5 separate regions of the Homo sapiens genome follow, and regions 1, 2, 3 and 5 are each linked to region 4. Evidence: chromatin contacts called from ENCODE Hi-C or POLR2A ChIA-PET data. All regions are on one chromosome and are shown on one strand. The core of a region is the stretch at or near the end of the contact, and the rest is flanking DNA. Distances in the headings are between cores, read along the strand shown.

Region 1 (2,700 bases), core at 145-2,644, 4.1 Mb before region 4:
AAAAATACTGGTTTATAAATAGAAGCAACGAACTCACATCTAAAATGTGGAAAGATATTTTTGAATGCCAAAGAGAAATCTTTTTTTCTTTCCCTTGACCTCTGCCCTAAAAATTCATCATTGAATAAAAATTGTTTATATGTTCATGGCAGTTGCTTAGAGTTTACAAAAGAAAAGTCTAGATTTTAATTTAGCTTGGCCTCAGGTAATGTGTTAAATACACTTGGGATGCATATAATATGAGATTTTCGTTTGTACAGCTCTTTTTTTTCTAACTACAATGTTTAAACATACTGCTTTTAATTAAGAAATCTGGCTTTATTAAAAGCCAGATCTGTGACTTATAACCATTTCTGTATATCTGCTCTCAATCAACAGAAAAATAGTTTAATTTCTGTAGCTGTGTTCATTTTGCATATGTTAAACGGATGTAACATGCACCCAGGGCATTGCTTCAGAGACTATTTTTTCCATAAATATGTAAAGTTTTTCTTAAATACCATATGTAGGTTAAGTGGTTCTTTTAAATATTAAACTATACATAAATACTTTTGGGGACTATTTGACCTTTGAATTGACTCCTTTTTGAGTCAGATTCAGAGGTGGGATGGGAGGAAAAGACTAGAATTATTTTTGGAGATGGGAAGTTGGACTGACCTCAGTAGAACCGAAAGTGAGACGACTGAATAGAACGGTAGAAAAAAGGAAATAATTAGCCAATATTACATAGAAACCCCTTTAATTTGATCTTGATATACACACACACACACACACACACAAAAGCAATAAAGCCGCCAGTTTTGCTGATAAGGATAAGTTCCTGTTTTCTCCTCTGAAGACATTTAATATTCAATCAAGGACAGCCACAGAGCCAAGCAGATCATAGCGTAACTCCAAAGATATGGCATGTCATCACCCTGCTGCCCTTTGAACCAAATGGGGTTTTGCAGTCTCTCTCCTTTCTTCCTGAAAACCATTCAACGTGTCCCCAGAATCTGAGCTCCTCAGCCTGAAACACTAATGTGTGTGAAAAGGATTGGTTTGGCCTATCTTTCCCGTGCAAACTGGTATGAATTTTAAAACAAAAACATAAGAACAAAGGAAATAGTTTTTGAATTTAATCAGTCTGAAGTTAGCCTTTGACCATTTGATACATTCCACAATAAAAAGGAAGTTTAAGGGGAAGGCAAAAAAAAAAAAAAAAAAACCTCATCCCCCTTCCCCACAACAACAAAAAAATTCAAGGAGGATACTGGTAATGTTTTCCACATTTGAATTTTAATACATGAAACAGGCTATAAAACTTTGGCCAGCTGCAGTAAATAAAGTAGCCGTGGGAGGTATGCACCGGAAACTTCAGCAGAGAGCACTGGTGAGAGTCTCATTCCCAACTACACACCTTCGTTTGTTGTTCTGGGCGGAAGCGAGTTGCAGTAACTTGATACTCATCCCAGTCCCGGTTTTGTATTGAGCACATCGCCTTTCTAACTCTCCTCAGTAATTCCTTCTGATTAAAGAGTAGACAGCTCTGAATCCTCTCGACCTCCGTACGCTTCTCATTTCCTTTCTCCCTGCCTTCCAAAAATCAAAACAAAATGGCTTGATAACTTGGAAGGTGATATAAGCATTTCTTTCTGCAGCAGCTTGAAGTTGTGGTGGGGAAAACTGTGGTTCTGCCTCGGCTGTTATGTTATCTCATTTAATTGCTAACATATTGTCCTTAGCTTTTGATTCATAAAATGTTTTCCTTGGAGTTCTGAAGTAGGTCTTCAGTGATTTACTAAGTATTAGTATAATGAAAGGGATTTTTTTTTTTCACAGCGGCATGGCTCATAACACAAGAGCGAATGTTTGTATACTTGCAAGCTCTCTGGATGATATTATTGAGCTATGCTTATTTCCTGCTCAAAAACCTTCCCTGCCTTTCCATTTTCTACAAGATAAAGACCAATTCCTTAGCTCAGCATTTGAAGCCTATTACCATTTACCGAAAGCCTTATGTTGAGCTCTTCCAATCTGCAACAAGTCTTCCAGCAAGACAAGGCTGGGCATATTACCAGAATTCACCCTGTATGTTCTCCTTCGGAACTTTTGTATCTCTTTGTCTTGTCCAGCCCTATCTGCTTATCTCTGTACACCTAATACCCACCCATTCTCAAAGCACTGACTCAAATCATTCTTCTTCCAGGAAGCCTTCCCTTGCTACCCCACTCATGCTAGCCATTTTTTTCTCTATTCTTACAGCCCTATGAATCATACCATTTCTAGATATTTATCTTAACCAGCTCCGCATAGCTGTGCATCTTTTATAGATATGACTCTGCCTTACCAACTGTTGTAAATTCCTCGAGTCTCACATATTATATTTTGTCTCTCTCCCCCCGACCCCTGTAAATAGATCATCCATAGAAACGGGAGAAAAGAAACGAGGAAACTTAACATTCTGTGAGTGTGAGTTGGCAGCCCCTCTGCTAGGCGCTCTGCATGTGTTGTCTTAGGCAGTCTTCACAACAGCCCAGTGAGGATGATAATAGTGGTCATTTCAGGTGTCGGTAAAGTGAGCCTTAGAAGTTTGAGCAGTTAGTCTCAAGTCCTGCAGCGGGATTTAAACTCAAGCACATCAACTCCAAATTCAATGCTCTTTTTTACTACCAGGCATACTCTCCAGAGATTATCTATGAGAACACCTTTTCAGAACTT
Region 2 (2,700 bases), core at 115-2,614, 4.0 Mb after region 4:
CCATCCTGGGTGACAGAGTGAGGCCCTGTCTCCAAAAAAAAAAAAAAATCAGTTACACTACCCAATTGCCTAGTCTTGGAGCCTGATAATTGATGCCTTCTCCCTAACCCCAATCTAATCTGTCACCAGTTTCTGTTTTGCCTCCTATGAATTTATCCTCTTTGCTTTGTTTCCACACATTCTAGTTCAAGTATCTCTCTTGTGGCCCTGCAGTGGGTCTCTTATCTGGTCTCACCCATTCTGGCATCTCTCCTATCTATTCATACTGCAGGCAGAGGAAGCATTTAGAAAAATACACTTCTTATATTACCCACTTAAAATCCTTTGGTGATGTCTTAATCTGGTCAAAGACAGCTGGCTCATAAGGGGAAACTAGGACCAAATCCTTTTTCCTTCAACCAATTAGACCCTCACACAGAAAACTTAAACTTAGCATATATGAGTAAGACAAAAAAACTTCAGATCCAGTGGGGAGGAAAAGCAGATGGCTCCTAGTCCAAGGGACAGAATGGGTCACAGCTCCTAACAGGGCTGACTGCAGCCTTGGGTAGTGGGGGTGTTAGATTGTGGCATACGGGTGGCATATATGGGTCCCTAGTCAAGGACAGAGCAGTGGTTTTATCAAGGGGTATAACCCTTGTATAAGGTGTAACCCGAGTGAGTATCCTATTATGTCAACACGGCTCCAGAAAGTTGTTCAGTCATTTTCATAGTGAGTGCATAAGAGTGACTTTTCTGTACTCTATTATTCAGGTCCACATAACTTACCTGGATCAAGAGGAGACAGGTAGAGACCCCCACGAGTGTGGCAGCGGGTTAGGGAGGGAGGTGGTTCTGGGTGTACCAAGATAGAGCTCCCGTGGAAGAGGAAGGCACGGCCCGTAGTGGCTCTAATCGGGAGAGAAGAGGGAAAGGAGGGACGTCGCTGCCCGAGGGAGTAGTTAATGGAGGAAGCAAGAGGTGCCAGGTACTATTCAAGTAGCTAAGGGGGAAATGACGACTTCTGAGATTGGGTTGTCTAGTAAAGTATGACTTCTTAGTTAAACCTCGAGAGTGGACAAGTGGTAGAGGAAGGGAGGGGTGAAGGCAAAGAACGCTACTCAGTAACGCTCGGTTCAGCAGTGGTGCTGTGGACTGGAAAACAGCTACCGAAGAAAGGCAGGGGATTATTTTTCCTCGTGCATCCCGGCCCAGGAGGCCGCGCCCTTGGGAAAGCGGGTCTCCAGAAGGGCCTAGCTTTCCGTCAGCGGCGGTGCAGACAGAGGACAACACGGCGCGGTAGCTGCACCGCCTCGGCGGAAATCCCGGGCGAAGGGGTGGGGCGGAGCCGGGAAATCCGGGGCTTCCGGCGCGGCCAGGGCCCAACTTCCGGCGTCCGTCGGGCAGCAGCGGGGCTGTCTATCCCGGCTGAGGACCCGCGGCCAGTGCGGGTGGCTGGCTTTGCCATTAGCGGGGGCCTTTCCTGAGGACGGCGTACGGAGTGTGGGTGAGAAGCCGCTGTAGGACTGAAGAGGAAGAAGCGCAATTGGGGCCGGGAGGCTGCAGATTTTGTGACAGGGTTCGGGAACTACTAGTGGCGCCCCCAGGCCGCCCCTCCTCTCGAGCCGGGCCGTGCGCTCTTGCTCTGTGCGCATTCCCTGTTTTCCGCGTCGGAACCGCCCTCTTTGCAGTGGCCCCGCGCGTGCGCATAGCTGGGCGCGAGGCGCGCTGTGGGTCTCTGCGGGGCGGATCGTGAAGCTAGTGTGTCAGTCATTCCTCGAAGCGTGCTCTTGGGCTGTATTTTGGAGCTAGCGTCCCTCCTGGTCAGTTTGGCGTTTTTAAGGCCCTGGTACTTGGTTTAGAACCGAGTGCAGTGACCAGTCTTGAGGCCCCTTCCCAGCCAAGAGATGGGGGGATGGAAGTTGAGTTGGTGCTGAAAGAGTTTGTTGTTGGGGCCTTCCAGCTGTGGACACCGGGATTCATGAGTTAATTCACGATCTTTATTGAACGCCTAAATAACCCAGTGGGAAAGGCAACACAGTCCCTTATGCACAGAGCTTAACAGTTTAGTAGGAGAGGCGCGGGCTGGTAACCAGGACAGTGGTAAATGTAGTAGGACCACAGGTGGCTCCTAGCCTAACTCTGGGAGAAAAGGAGTTGGACCCAGAGGAGGCACGCCAGAGGAAGTGATGGTTATCAGAGACTGAGGGCTAAAGGGATTGGCCAGGAGATGAGGGTGTAGAGGGGCCCGAGTAGTTGCAGACAAAAGTCCCGCAACGAGGGAGGCAAAGTGTAGAGCTCTTGGCCGCCTGCAGTACCATGGAACTTGGGTGCTAGTAGAGACAAATGTGTTGGAGAGGGTAAACCAGGACTCTGTCCACCAGTGTTCATTGTTCAGACTTTATCCAGAGGTCAGCGGGGAGTCACTGGAAGAGTTTTAACTGGGGAGTGGCTGAATAATACCGTCATTTATTGAATGCCTACAGTGGTTCCAGAAAAGTCTGGAACCATATAGGGAAGGAAAGAAAATTTGTACTTCCCAGGGGTTTTAGGAGGCATGTTTTGTAGCGCCCCAATTTCCCAAGGGAAAATTTGTATTAAAATCTCTTGTTGTAAGTATGCAAGTTTTGAATAATATGCCATAATATATATTTAGATGTGTTTTCTCAAATCCTCAAGTTATACTAATGCTTTAGAACTTTGCATCATGTGTATCCTGTG
Region 3 (2,700 bases), core at 59-2,558, 4.1 Mb before region 4:
TCTCACTCATCACCCATACCTGATTCAGCTGGGTTAATGTTAAAAGCCAAAATTTATCAATATCAATTTTTTTCCCAAATCATTCTTATTTTAGTACTGTTTATGCTCAATAAAAGTTTATGAATTTCTTTCACTGTTATTTAATGAAAACCCAGAATTTTTTAAAATTGCACATTATCTCTTTAAAAAAAGTCTTTTAGATTACTCGTGGGATTTACTCTAAGTTGTTGTCTTTTAATAGAAGATGATGCAAAACTTGTCTCACCTGTTCCTTCCTGGTCGTGTCTGTGTTTATGTGTGGGGTGGGTATATAAGTGCTTTTGATTAACAGAATGAAGAGAGTGCTTATTTTGAAAACTCAGTCGTTAAAATTCAAGTTTATTTTGAGTTAAAGAACACCATATTTAGATTAGGAATGGACCAATGACCTGCTTAAGCTTTAGGCTATCGATTGGCCTTGAGGGAACTTAGATCTGCTAAACACGAACTTGAAAAGGCACTTCAGTGATGGATGTACGTTGGATGCTCTCACTGTATGGTCATTCACTTGCATTTTAAAATTTATGTTTTGTTTTTCCTTTATACCTACTCTTTTCATTCCGTTTGTCAGAGGTGGCCATTTAAAGTATTTGACAATTGTTTGTTCTCTGCCTAGCAAGTTGTCCTATTGCTCCATGATGTGAAAGAACAAAGGTAATCAACAGTTAGAAACCTCAGGAAATTGCTAGAATCTTCACCCCCAAAGAGGGTTAATAAACCCTAGATAATTAGTTCATTTAGAATGAAAACCATTTTCATTGTAATAATCACATTTCCCCTCTGATTATCGAGCAATGCATTGGGAAGCCTGATATTTATTCACAAATTTTTTAAAATTGAGAACATCCTGTGCTGAGATTCCAGTCAGCTTCATCCATCCATTTTTTGTTAAAAGTTTCTCAACTATCATCCTTCATCCAGACAAATAAACATAACCAGGATTTCCCCTCTAACTTTTTGGGAATTCATTTACACGTGTACCATTTTGAGGGAAAAAAACAATTGTCCTCGAATTTCATTTGACTCAGGTGATTGTGGTAAGCTCGCTAACCAGCTTCATCTAGGAAGTGCAGCAATCTGAGTCAACTTCCTCCATCTCTGTTTTTACATTGTCCAGTGTGATGCTTCCTCATTGTACCAAAATAGAAATGGTTTGTTTTTGTATCAAACTTGGAGACTGGCTATGGATTACACTGGGTTAGGATAAGGGTTTGTTATTTTTTTTTTTTTAAGAACATTCCACTTATCCCAAGGGAAAAAGATTGACGGCCTGGGGAAAAATAAGAGGCATAATGAAGTCTTTTCTCCTTAAATAAAAATCACATCTAGTCTTCAGATGTGTCAATTGCACTATGTTTGCCTAATTTCATTTAATATTTGAGAGATTTAGTAGTAAATTTATGACTTTTGCAGTTACTTTGCAAAAAATTGAGGAAGGAAGAAGTGAATTTCACTTTGAGTCAAATGTGTAGGTTCCAGTGTAATTAAACCTAAAAATCTATATATTCTGGTCTTGCTACTTGGTATTACACTTTGCCATATCACATAATGCTATTAGCTACATTTTACCTTGTTTGCAGGGTGATGCCATTTTGTATCTCTGGTTTGTTGAATTTCCTAGAAGATGTTATGTTCATGTAGATAATGGCATACTCATTGAATTCTTTACCTCAGACATGAAAATATGTGGAAAAGTGGGGAAATGAATCTGATCAGATTTCACTGTATACTGAAATTTGAGAATCTGGTTTTTGCATCTATTTTGCATGCTGCTGTCTCTCCAAACCATATATGTCTGTGTGAGTTTTTATAATGCCACATAAAGCAAAATGAGAAGTCTCTTCTTTCTTCTAAAGGGAAATAGTGCCACAGAAAGGTAGAAGTCAAATATTTACTTATGGATCAAAAATCTAGTTAAAAAACAACCCATTGCTTACCTTAGTAATCAATGTGAATTACTTTATAATCAATATGAATACAAGCTATCTGACCAGTCACTCAGAAAATAAATATTTGATCATGTGATAAACCATTTGAATGTCTACATATGAACCCAGGCCATATAAAAATAACCAATTCAAGATAACATAGGAAGTCACTAAAAAAGACACAAATAAAATTAGATTTCACAGTTTACGCTGATATTTTGATACTTTTCTGTGATAAAAGCATCTTCCAAACTAAATGTGTCCATATTTGAACCATGTAAATAGTTAAAAGTATTTTACCTGAGAATATCTAAATGATGCCAAGAAAATAAGTTCATGCCACTAAAAAGATTGAGATGATTTGTGCTTTATCTGACTTCTTGGTGTAATATGGATTTACTTCAGATAAGTATATTTTCTACTTATCCGATAAGTGTGTTTATCTGAGATAAATATTTTCTCCAGATACGTGTGTATATTGAAAAAAAATTTAAAATAATTAGGATCCCAATTGAAAAAGTAAAAATCTTAATTGCTTAATAAGAAAACAGTTATTTCATAGTCTTAAGATTTCAATACAAAGAAATATGGGAATATACACGTAAGAGGTTTGTTGGTGTTCATTATTAAATTGCAAGGCTGTCTCAAGTTATTGTCATCAGAATAAATTCTGTGTGTGTGTGTCTGTCTGTCTGCGTCCTCCTGTTAGTAATTAGATCTTTTATGAAGTTGT
Region 4 (2,700 bases), core at 54-2,553:
CGAGGCGGGCGTATCACTTGAGGTCAGGAGTTCGAGACCAGCCTGGCCAACATGGTGAAACCCCGTCTCTACTAAAAATACAAAAGTTAGCTGGGCGTGGTGGCACGTGCCTGTAATCCCAGCTACTCGGGAGGCTGAGACAGGAGAAACTCTTTTTTTTTTTTTTTTTTTTTTGAGACGCAGTTTCGCTCTGTCGCCCAGGCTGGAGTGCAGTGGCATGATCTTGGCTCACTGCAACCTCCACCTCCCGGGTTCAAGCGATTCTCCTGCCTCCGCCTCCCGAGTAGTTGGGATTACAGGCGTGCGCCACCATGCCCGGCTAATTTCTGTATTTTTAGTAGAGACGGGGTTTCACCATGTTGATCAGGCTGGTCTCGAACTCCTGACCTGACCTCGTGATCCGCCCGCCTGAGCCTCTCAAAGTGCTGGCATTACAGGCGTGAGCCACTGCAAGGGGAAGCTCTTGAGCCCGGGAGGCGGAGGTTGCAGTGAGCCAAGATCGCACCACTGCACTCCAGCCTGGGCGACAGAGCTGGACTCCGTTTAAAAAAAAAAAACAAAAAACCCCGAAGAGCTAAACTTCAGCACCTCCAGGCTGCTGATGTAACCATCCTGCCGGCAGAGAAGCCGGGCCAGCGGGGCGTGGGAGGAGCATTCCCGAGTCCGAGAGGGAAGGCCCGGGAGCCACGCGGCTCAGGAAACCGCCCCCGCGAGGGGATAGGAGGATACTGCGTGGCCCCTCCTTCCGTGACTCTTCTTAAGGCCCTTCCTCTGAAGGGGGCGATCTCTTCCTCAACCCAAGGAAACAATGCTCTCGAACCTATGCCTGCAGCTCTGCTCCAGGCCGCTCACACAGTGCCTTCCCTAAAAGAACTCAGCCACATGGGCTACAGGGATGAAGGGTTGGGGGGAAACAAATCCAGGTGTGCGCTTCGACCGCACGCGCCTGCGCCAAAACCCCGCTTGGCCCTTAGTTTCAGCCTCTGCTGCAGCGCCTTCGTCCGCCTCCTTTTTCCCGCCCCCGCCGGGGACGTCACAAAGAGTGACGTGTAAAGTGAACAATCACAGTCCCTCTCCGCGCGTGCCGGGAGGAATGAGAGGGAGGTGGGCGGGGAGAGGACGGAAGGAGTAGGCTTCGGGAACTGGCTGGTCCCGGTCACCCAATCAGAGAGCTCTGGGGAGGGGAGGGGCGGGGCCCGAAGGAGGGTGGGGGGTGGGGCTGGGGAAAGGAGTTGGAAGGCTGCGGGAGGAGAAGGCGGGCTCCCAGAGATTAAAAGCACCCAATCAGAGCGCGCCGGCTTCATTCGGAGAGCGGCGTGGGGCGTAGCCGCCGCCGCCGCGCGCGCCGGGGGCTGGTTAAGGCCATGAAACAAAAGAAACACTGAGAGGGGAGCCGCTGCCACCTCCACCAGCCCGCCCCGCCGCCGTCCCCACCCACCCACCTAGTTACCTACCTCTGCCTCCTTCCCCTGCCCCTCCACCCCGCCCTCTCCGGTCTCCGGGCGGCCCTGGCGCTCCTCGGCCCGGGTCCCCAGCCCCGCCGCCTCCCCAGAGGAAAGGTGTTTGCGAGCTGAGCAGGGCCCTGGCCCTGTCCGCCATGGGGCTCGCCGCCTGCCGCGCCTGACCCGGCCGCCGCCGCCGCCATTGACAGCGCGCCGCCGCGATGCCCAGCGGCAGCTCCGCGGCCCTGGCCCTGGCGGCGGCCCCGGCCCCCCTGCCGCAGCCGCCCCCGCCGCCGCCGCCGCCACCGCCGCCTCTGCCGCCGCCCTCGGGCGGCCCGGAGCTCGAGGGGGACGGGCTCCTGCTGAGGGAGCGCTTGGCCGCGCTAGGCCTCGACGACCCCAGCCCGGCGGAGCCCGGCGCCCCGGCGCTTCGGGCCCCGGCAGCGGCGGCGCAGGGCCAGGCCCGGCGGGCGGCGGAGCTGTCTCCAGAGGAGCGGGCTCCGCCCGGCCGGCCCGGGGCCCCGGAGGCGGCCGAGCTGGAGCTGGAAGAGGACGAGGAGGAGGGGGAGGAAGCGGAGCTGGACGGAGACCTGCTGGAGGAGGAGGAGCTGGAGGAAGCAGAGGAGGAGGACCGGTCGTCGCTGCTGCTGCTGTCGCCGCCCGCGGCCACCGCCTCTCAGACCCAGCAGATCCCGGGCGGGTCCCTGGGGTCTGTGCTGCTGCCAGCCGCCAGGTTCGATGCCCGGGAGGCGGCGGCCGCGGCGGCGGCGGCGGGGGTGCTGTACGGAGGGGACGATGCCCAGGGCATGATGGCGGCGATGCTGTCCCACGCCTACGGCCCCGGCGGTTGTGGGGCGGCGGCGGCCGCCCTGAACGGGGAGCAGGCGGCCCTGCTCCGGAGAAAGAGCGTCAACACCACCGAGTGCGTCCCGGTGCCCAGCTCCGAGCACGTCGCCGAGATCGTCGGCCGCCAGGGTGAGTGCAGGGGTGGGGAGGTCCAGCTGGGCATGGCCCCGGGCGTGGGTGGGGAGACGAGAGAAAGGAGCGTGGGACGGAAAAGGCGAACCCGGCGAGGCCCCCAAGTCCACCGCGAAGGGGTCTGGGAGGAGCCGAGGGTCGACCAGATGTGAAGATGGGTCACCTTGCGAAAACCCACGCTTTTCCGCCCGTCTTGCCTGGTAAAAAGTGTGAAGTTTCTCGGGCGACCCAGTCCGGTGGTGTTCACGTTACTTGGGCTGTATTCGTGGAACACCAGGCT
Region 5 (2,700 bases), core at 175-2,674, 4.4 Mb before region 4:
TTGTTTGAGGAAAAATTATAACTATCCTGTGTTCATTTTTTTTTTTATAAACAATAAGAAAAAGTTGTTGGATTTTTTTTTAATGATTTCTTTTTTGGGGGAGGGAATTTTGTTGCAGTTTTATGGTGGAAAATGCAAAAACCAGAGCCAGGTGCATAATCTTGTAATCTGTGGATATCCCTGGAGCAGGACTGAGTACCAGTTAAAATACTTTTTGGGGATACACATGTGAGATACTAAGTACTTGCAGAAGATTTTTGTCTCTCTTTTTAAAGTCTCTTTCCTTGGAATATTGTGAGAATATTTGTGGCCATTTAAGGTAACGTTTCAATTTGCCGTCAGAGTAAACTGTTTGTAATTGAATTTAATTTTTAAAATGTCGATCCCGATGTTTTATTAAAACAAAAGGGACAACCTATTAAATAATTGCCAATGGGAAAAAGTGTGTGCATGCATTTTGTGTATGTACTCGCACATCTAGCAATACCAGGATTTGTAGAATGTGTGTTTTTTTTTTCAAACACACGTTAAAATAGCTTATGTTGCATATACCGGATAAAGCACGCTTGTTATTACGAAACGATAGAATTATGAAGCTTAAATTTTATCCTAAAAAGTGATGTGAAAAAGTATGTTTTAAGAGCATGCAGGGCCTATAATGGTAAATGTTGAATTAAAAACTTACAGTGCTGGCGAACAGGGACTTAGCGTGCCTAGGAACTCAAGTGCAAAAACAAAACAACATCCACCCCCAAAAATTGCCCTTTTTTTTTTTCGAAGTTTGCAGTTATACTATTCTGTGACTTAAAAGGGAGGGGAAAGAAAGTATGCAATTCAGATTTCGCCCCCAACGCAAAACTACCGAAACGAAAATCTCCCCAGGAAAATGTGGCTTGATTTATAGACGAAAAAGAAAAATATTGTTCCTCTTGGCAAAGTCTTTTTGCATCACGTGTATTTGCAGCCTAGTATAAACTTGCTTTGCCGTGTGTGGATGTGTGAGTGAGAGGGAACGAGAGTAAGAGAAAGAAAGAAGTGAGGGGATGTAAACTCGAATAAATTTCAAAGTGCCTCCGAGGGATGCAACGGGCAAAAACTGAACTGTTCAGGCTTCAGATTGTAACTGACGATCTGAGGAAAAATGAGGTGCTCGATGAATTTTCGTTTGTATTTTTTGGCGAGGCGGGGGAGGTGTTGAGATTTTTTTTTTTTCCCCTCGGGGTGGGTGCGAGGGGGATGCATCCTAGCCTGCCCGACCCGGAGCAAGTCGCGTCTCCCCGCCGGAGCCCCCCCACCCATTTCTTTGCTGAACTTGCAATTCCGTGCGCCTCGGCGTGTTTCCCCCTCCCCCCTTCCCTCCGTCCCCTCCCCTCCCCGGAGAAGAGAGTTGGTGTTAAGAGTCAGGGATCTTGGCTGTGTGTCTGCGGATCTGTAGTGGCGGCGGCGGCGGCGGCGGCGGGGAGGCAGCAGGCGCGGGAGCGGGCGCAGGAGCAGGCGGCGGCGGTGGCGGCGGCGGTTAGACATGAACGCCGCCTCGGCGCCGGCGGTGCACGGAGAGCCCCTTCTCGCGCGCGGGCGGTAGGTACCGGCGCCTGCGGGGCTCGGCGGGGCGGAGGCGCCCGGCGGCGCGGGGTTCGGGCTCGGCGGCCCCGCACGCGGCTCCGCGCCTCCCGCGCCGCGGGCTCCCGGCGCCCGGCGCTCCCAGAAGAGACACCCCTTCCCCTCCCGCCGCTTCCCTCCCCCTCGCCGCCAGCCCCCCCGCCCCTCCCCTTGATGCCCCCTCGGAGGGACCGAGGACTTTGCCAGGGGCCTGACTTTAATTTTTATAACCCCTTTCTTTCACAAATTAGGGTGCTGGACAATTAGAGGACCCGACCCTCCACTCCGCTCCCCCCAACCCTGTCACCCCACCCCTCCCCCTTTGGACGTGTTTTCACTCCAGAGACGCTCATCTTTAATTTCTTGATAGCTACTTTGAAAAGCGGAGGGGAGTGGTGTGTGCGAGTGTGTGTGCGTGTGCGAGTGTGAGTGTGCGAGGGGGGTGGGGTGCAGGGTGGGGGGAAAGTTGAGATCGGATCGTTCTCAGTAGTTTCTCTTTTCTCTGTGATCCATTCATTTCTCGCTCTACCTCCTGTTGCATAAAATGATGCGCTGAAGAGCGGCTTTTTTTTTTTCTTTCCCTGATTTGGTTTTATAGTGGATGTTACCAGTTTGATCGTCTCTTTGGAAATACAATATCGCTTTTTTTTTTTTTTTTTTTTTTTTTTTTTTTTTTTTTGCTATTGCTGCCTATTCCATCTTAAAAAAACAAAACCAAACCCAACCCAACAACAAGTCTCCCATCCCTTCCTCCTTTCCACCTTAATCCCACCCGCCCCCACGTCCCCACCCCCAACCCCCCAGTCTCCAAAAATCCGATTGTGTTTTCTCCAAGGATTGGGACTGGATTTTCTGATTGCGGTTATTTCCATGTTTCTAGGTTTGTGTGATTTTGCTAAAATGCATCACCAACAGCGAATGGCTGCCTTAGGGACGGACAAAGAGCTGAGTGATTTACTGGATTTCAGTGCGGTAAGAAAGAACGGTGGAAACTAACAACAGCTGTGAAAAAAACAAAACAAAAACCCAAACACTTCAGCTAGAAACCAGTAGGAATCTAAAGGACAGTAATAATTTTTAATTGGCTGAATCCTTGGTAAA

Evidence for each region. Hi-C counts contacts between places; a loop is a spot of excess contacts on that map. ChIA-PET counts read pairs that join two places held with the same protein, here RNA polymerase II (POLR2A). Pooled maps may share reads with other maps.
Region 1: a loop to region 4 is called in a map with no recorded cell type, with 7 times the contacts of the local background. The contact joins the enhancer-like site here to the promoter of MEX3C in region 4. A Hi-C loop is called at or near these places in 2 of 168 maps with a recorded cell type or tissue (GM12878 and endothelial cell of umbilical vein), 2 of 37 single-sample maps with no recorded cell type and 5 of 50 pooled maps.
Region 2: a map of CD8-positive, alpha-beta T cell shows a loop between it and region 4 (11-fold over the local background). The contact joins the promoter of HDHD2 here to the promoter of MEX3C in region 4. A Hi-C loop is called at or near these places in 2 of 168 maps with a recorded cell type or tissue (both CD8-positive, alpha-beta T cell), 1 of 37 single-sample maps with no recorded cell type and 9 of 50 pooled maps.
Region 3: a map with no recorded cell type shows a loop between it and region 4 (6-fold over the local background). The contact joins the enhancer-like site here to the promoter of MEX3C in region 4. A Hi-C loop is called at or near these places in 4 of 37 single-sample maps with no recorded cell type and 7 of 50 pooled maps.
Region 5: a map of naive thymus-derived CD4-positive, alpha-beta T cell shows a loop between it and region 4 (22-fold over the local background). The contact joins the promoter of TCF4 here to the promoter of MEX3C in region 4. A Hi-C loop is called at or near these places in 1 of 168 maps with a recorded cell type or tissue (naive thymus-derived CD4-positive, alpha-beta T cell) and 9 of 50 pooled maps. POLR2A ChIA-PET finds 5 or more read pairs at or near these places in 1 of 52 experiments (CD4-positive, alpha-beta T cell).

Annotation. Positions count from the first base shown.
Region 1 is chr18:55,250,438-55,253,137 of GRCh38, reverse strand. All of the region lies in intron 15 of TCF4 (transcription factor 4), which reads left to right. Among named protein-coding and RNA genes, the nearest start is that of LINC01929, 130 kb to the right of the region's middle. Within about 2 kb of position 1,394, at least 6 of the 41 ENCODE cell types and tissues checked have a DNase peak (open chromatin) inside an H3K27ac peak, as active enhancers do; they include endothelial cell of umbilical vein, where a contact is called at or near this core.
Region 2 is chr18:47,149,164-47,151,863 of GRCh38, reverse strand. It overlaps HDHD2 (haloacid dehalogenase like hydrolase domain containing 2), which reads left to right and starts at 1,364. Exons shown (of 7, transcript NM_032124.5): 1 at 1,364-1,486. RefSeq lists an enhancer at 1,896-1,955.
Region 3 is chr18:55,326,951-55,329,650 of GRCh38, reverse strand. The region is part of intron 8 of TCF4 (transcription factor 4); the gene reads left to right. Among named protein-coding and RNA genes, the nearest start is that of TCF4-AS1, 120 kb to the left of the region's middle. Within about 2 kb of position 1,308, at least 3 of the 41 ENCODE cell types and tissues checked have a DNase peak (open chromatin) inside an H3K27ac peak, as active enhancers do.
Region 4 is chr18:51,196,284-51,198,983 of GRCh38, reverse strand. It overlaps MEX3C (mex-3 RNA binding family member C), which reads left to right and starts at 1,303. Exons shown (of 2, transcript NM_016626.5): 1 at 1,303-2,417. The coding sequence starts at 1,664. RefSeq lists enhancers at 790-879, 2,678-2,700 and silencers at 1,080-1,609, 1,630-1,739, 1,880-1,959, 2,220-2,269, 2,290-2,339.
Region 5 is chr18:55,586,916-55,589,615 of GRCh38, reverse strand. It overlaps TCF4 (transcription factor 4), which reads left to right and starts at 1,424. Exons shown (of 20, transcript NM_001083962.2): 1 at 1,424-1,578; 2 at 2,480-2,571. The coding sequence starts at 2,500.